Regions from separate parts of the Mus musculus genome. Here region 1 is linked to region 2. Evidence: chromatin loops called from intact Hi-C (ENCODE). Cell type or tissue: gastrocnemius. All regions are shown on one strand.

Evidence for each region. Peaks named below come from ENCODE experiments on the same cell type or tissue, not always from the same donor. Only the 100,000 strongest peaks of a DNase experiment are listed, where the experiment ranks them.
Region 1: it touches region 2 in a loop (2.4-fold over the local background); 12 of 42 quality-filtered maps call a loop at or near these places.

Annotation. Positions count from the first base shown.
Region 1 is chr5:77,073,967-77,076,466 of GRCm38, forward strand. No RefSeq gene overlaps it. Among named protein-coding and RNA genes, the nearest start is that of Gm51293, 9.4 kb to the right of the region's middle. In gastrocnemius, no CTCF peak of the experiment used is centred here; DNase peaks (open chromatin) are centred at 1,123 and 2,157; H3K27ac peaks cover 344 bases.
Region 2 is chr5:77,181,050-77,183,549 of GRCm38, forward strand. No RefSeq gene overlaps it. Among named protein-coding and RNA genes, the nearest start is that of Gm34598, 23 kb to the left of the region's middle. In gastrocnemius, no CTCF peak of the experiment used is centred here; no DNase peak of the experiment used is centred here; H3K27ac peaks cover 687 bases.

The sequences.
Region 1 (2,500 bases), 110 kb before region 2:
AGCACTCACGTTGTAGTAAGTGTTGTAAGTAATCTAGAGGAGATTTCAAGAGTATGGGAGGATGCACATGGTTTATATGCAAATATCTCAAGCATCCATTGGCTCAGATATCCACGTGGGTCTTTGAAACCAAGCCCCTTTTCCTTGCCTGTTACTTTTTCTCTCTTTGTTTCTTTCTTTCTTTCTTTCTTTCTTTCTTTCTTTCTTTCTTCCTTTCTTTTTTTGGTTTTTCGAGACAGGGTTTCTCTGTGTAGTCCTGGCTGTCCTGGAACTCACTCTGTAGACCAGGCTGGCCTCGAACTCAGAAACCCGCCTGCCTCTGCCTCCAGAGTGCTGGGATTAAAGGCGTGCACAGCCTGTTACATTTTAAGCTGTCTAATAGTAGGGTGGTGTTGTTGCTGCTGCTGCTGTTGTTTTCCTCAGAGAGGTAGAGTTTGAGGTATGTCAAACTTCATGTGCCCCTCTGCGAAGCCTTGGTCAGTTCTGAGGGAAGTTTGGGATTATCCGATTGGTCCTAACAGCCACACACCTGCTGCTAAGTCCTAAGACTTTCCATCCCTGTCTCTGCCAACTATCGATTTCTTGGTCACCTCTAGAGACACTGGGTACCTCGGAACAAAAAGTTCACCAGACTGGATGGAATTAAAAAAAAATTTTTTTTTCATGAAATGGAAAGATTCTAGTCCAAGTCATTAGAAAGAGTGGCAGATATTTTTAAAAATCACAGTACTGCAAGGAGGGAATTCCAGAGTTCACATAGCACAAACGTACTGCTGAGCACAGGCACCAGGTGCTCAGCTTAAAGTCTAAGTGTGCTGCTTGCTGGTGTCCTTATGTGATCTTGGGGGATTGCTAAGCCAGTGAGAACCCCTTAAAGGTTGAGATGTGGAGCAGGTAAGTTTGGGTGGGAGGAGGTGGGAATGGGGGGAGAAAAGGCCGCAGCCCCCCAGTAGGTGGGGATGGGGTGTGATTCTTCGGAGCTCATGCTAAAGCTCAACTTTGCCCAGTTCAGCCCTGCATCTGCAGAGAGGCAATGCTCTGGAAACCACTGCAATCTTTTTTTAAGAGTTGTTCCATGAGTGCATTAGTCATCCCCTACTCAGTTGGGCATGGAGCCCAAGGCTGCATATTTATACTGGCACACAGTTCTCTGGGGTTTTTGCTCACTCCGTGGGACAGAATCTCATGATCCAGGCTGTGGCCTATGGGACTGGGAGGAAAGACCATCTGCTCTTTGCCCAGTCTCTCCACCACTCCCCACCCAGGGCTGCCAGTTTTCTCCAGCCCTTCAACACTAAGCCTTTAAATGTCCTTAATGTTTTCCTTCTAAAGCTTCTAGCACTTTCCAAGGAAAGCTTGATATGTAATCACCTAGACAAACTTCTGACACCTGCTGAAAATGGAAAACAGAACAGCTGTGTCACAGTCATGGCCCCTGCACCATCTAGTCTAGAGACTCTGGGATGTACAGTGAAACCTAGGAGACTCTGCAGGGACATCTCAGCATATGTGAGCTGATGCTCTTTCTGTCCTTATACCTCTCCGTAAAAGAGGCTGAGGCCCTAACTCAAGCGTTCTACACTTCTGCTTGGTCTTTACACTTTGTTCCATTCTGATGCTGTGTGAAAACCAGAGGAGCAACTGAACCACTCAAGGCACAGAATATGGGCCTTGTGTGTTCAGCTTCACTACAAAGGCCAGATGCTGGGTGAGTTTGTACAGTGAAAGCCTCCCTCAGCCCTACATCTCAGTGCCCAGCTCTGTGTCTGCCACATTGAAGCCACTCCATCAATGTTTACCGAAATGAAAAGAAGCTACATTCAATCTATTCGTGGCCTTTGGGTATCACTTACAATAACCCCAAATAAGTCTCAGGCTCCAAAGAGATAAACTCGTGTTATTAAATGATACAGAAGTCCCTGGTGTTCTGCAGTTGGGTTTCTTCTGTTCTTTCTTCTCCAAGGGCACAAGAGCGCAGAAAGCAGAGAAGCTTGAGGGAAAGGTCCTTGGTGTCAGATGCTCATGTGCCCTTTATGGGATAACTATTACACACCAGGACTAGACAACGCAATGGACTGCTTGTGAGAGAGGATAAAGGGATGCACAGGAATGGCTTGCTTCCCTCTGCCAGCTGCTCTGGTCCTGGCAGAGAGTCTGCTCCATCTGGGGCTGTTTTAGAGCTACCCCTGCTGGGCCTTTTCCTCTAGCAGGGTGGTGAGTCAAGTGCTCTGAATCAGCTTTCGGTTTAAAGTTCACCAAACCCAGCTGCAGGAGCTCGCAGGTTGCTGCCAGTGTTTTTGAACTCTCTTCAGACATGGCCTATGACTTCTTTAACCAATGGCAGAGTCTCAGATTATAGACAGAGTTTCCATGCATTAACACCGGTGCTCCCAGTTGTTGATGTATGATAGAGGTCAGGTTGACAGCAAGTTTAATTTAAAGATTTATTTTGGTGGTCGTTTGTGGGAAGCCACATGTGCCGTTGCTGAGTGGCACTGAC
Region 2 (2,500 bases):
TTAGGAGGATGCATTGTTCATGCAGAGGACCTGGGTTTGGTTTAAAGCACTTACATATAGCCACTCAAAATAATAAGTACCTGAAATACCAGTGTTTGAGAGGTAAAGATAAATGTTGAAGACCACCTTCTACTAAAAAGCAAGTGAGTGCAAGGCTAACCTGGACTACACGAGACTGTCTCAAAAAATACCAAAAAAACCACCAATAAAATAAAATAAAATAATTTACAGTAAGAAAGCCAGGAAACACACTTACACCGCACGCGTGTCTTTTCTAAGAGAAAGCGGGAGAGAAAGAGCACCTCTACACTGTTGATGGGAATGTGATCTGAATGGAGTGTTTGAATTCAGCTCTCCCAGCTTTATCCTGTGAAGTGAAAAGCAGAGTGGGTGGGGACAGTGGGATGGGGCAAAGAAGACTCAAAGCAAAGTTATTACTAACAGTCCTGTGAAAGTCTGCAGTTTGCATTTGGGGAGAATTCATCTGGCGTCGGCTAACTCTTGGAACCAGGACAACACTCGGAGCTCTAGCTCTTCCAGGTTTGCTGGGTCCGCCCTGACTCCTGGGAGTTCTCAAACATGCAGCAGTACAGCTAGCACTCTGGATGAGTTCTCTGCTTCCATTGCTGTCCTGGAAGACGTGCGTAAGAGCCCTGGGCCTCCCTGCCAGAAAGATCTGAGCAGCTCTTGGAGCTCAGATCCAAAGCTCCCATTCCTTTGCCAGAGTCCTTGTATTAGCTTTGAGCCCCACCCACCTTCAGGGTCCGGATCTGTCTGCACAACTGTCCCTTTGGAGACCTAACTTCCTATTTGGGTTCTGTTTTCTAGCAAAGGAGATTGCTTGCCAAGTCTGCTCCCTCTAAGCAGGGTTATGCAAAATTCAACAGAAACCCAAAGGAAGAGTAGAGTATGTAGGCTGTCATATTTGAGACTGAAATGAGCTGTGGTCCCATATATATGTTCCTCCTTTGTATTCTCAGTGGCTTAAATCAGTGGAGTGAGGGAGAGGTGGTCCAGAACCACTACAGGGCTAGGAATAGGAAGGCACTGAGGGAGCCAGCCAGCATCTGCATGGGAAGTGCACTCTTAGGCCACTAAACTGTAAGAAGACTCATGCTATGCTGGTTTCCCCATCAGCTTGTTGGAGGTATTTGTTGCTTTTGTTTTAAGTTTGGTTGGGGTGAGGGGGTGATGGGTTTTTTGGTTGGGGGCGTAGAAACAGGACCTTATTATATATTATCTAGTCTGGCTTCAACTTAAAGCAATCCCCCTACCTTAGGCTCTGTGATGGTTTTAATAGGAAGCCCCCACCCCATAGACCCATATATTTGAATGATTGGTCCATAGGAGGTGGCCATAGGAGGTATGGCCTTGTTGGAATAGCTGTCACCTTGTTGAAGGAGGTGTGTCACTGTGGGGGTGAGCTTTAAGGTCTCATATGTTCAACTTATGCCCAGTTGGTTTACAGTTGCTTTTGCTGCCTTCGGACCAAGGTGTAGAATTCTCAGCTCCAGTACCATGTCTACCTGCATGCTGCCATGCTTCCCACCATGATGACAATGGACTAAACCTCTGAAACTGTAAGTTAACGCCAATGAAATGTTTTCCTTTATAAAAGTTGCCATGGTCGTGGTGTCTCTTCACAGCAATGGAACCCATAACTAAGACTCCGTCCCAAGTGAAGGAGCTACACCACACCTAGCTCTACAACTAGTTTTGTAGAGATTGGTTTTAGAACTAGATAGGCAAAACTAAGAGCTGTGACAGTGTCTGCGTAGTTACTGTTCTACTGCTGTGAAGAGACCCACGACCAAGGCAACTCTTGTAAAGGACAACATTTAATAGGGGGCTGGCTTACAGTTTCAGAGGTTCAGTTCATTATCATCATGTCAAGGAACATGACAACATGGTACTGGAGAAATAGCTGGTTCAAAGTAGAGGGGGAGGGAGGGAGAAGGGGGAGAGGAGAGTGGGGAGAGAGGAGGGGGAAGGGGGAGGGGAGAGAGGAGAGGGAAGGGGGAAGGGGGAGGGGAAAGGGCAAAGGGGAGAAGGGAGGGGAAAGGGGGCAAGAGGAGGGGGGAGGGGAGGAGAGGAGAAGGAGGAGGAGGAGGAGAAGGAGGAGAAGGAGGAGAAGGAGGAGAAGGAGGAGAAGGAGGAGAAGGAGGAGAAGGAGGAGAAGGAGGAGAAGGAGGAGAAGGAGGAGAAGGAGGAGAAGGAGGAGAAGGAGGAGAAGGAGGAGAAGGAGGAGAAGGAGGAGAAGGAGAAGAAGAAGAAGAAGAAGAAGAAGAAGAAGAAGAAGAAGAAGAAGAAGAAGAAGAAAAGAGAAGAGAAGAGAAGAGAAGAGAAGAGAAGAGAAGAGAAGAGAAGAGAAGAAGAAGAGAAAGAGAGAAACAGAGTGACAGAGAGAGAAGGGGAGGGGAGGGGCTTGGGCTTTTGAAACCTCAAACCCCACCTCCAGTGACACACTTCCTCCAATAAGGCCACTCCTATACCAACAAGG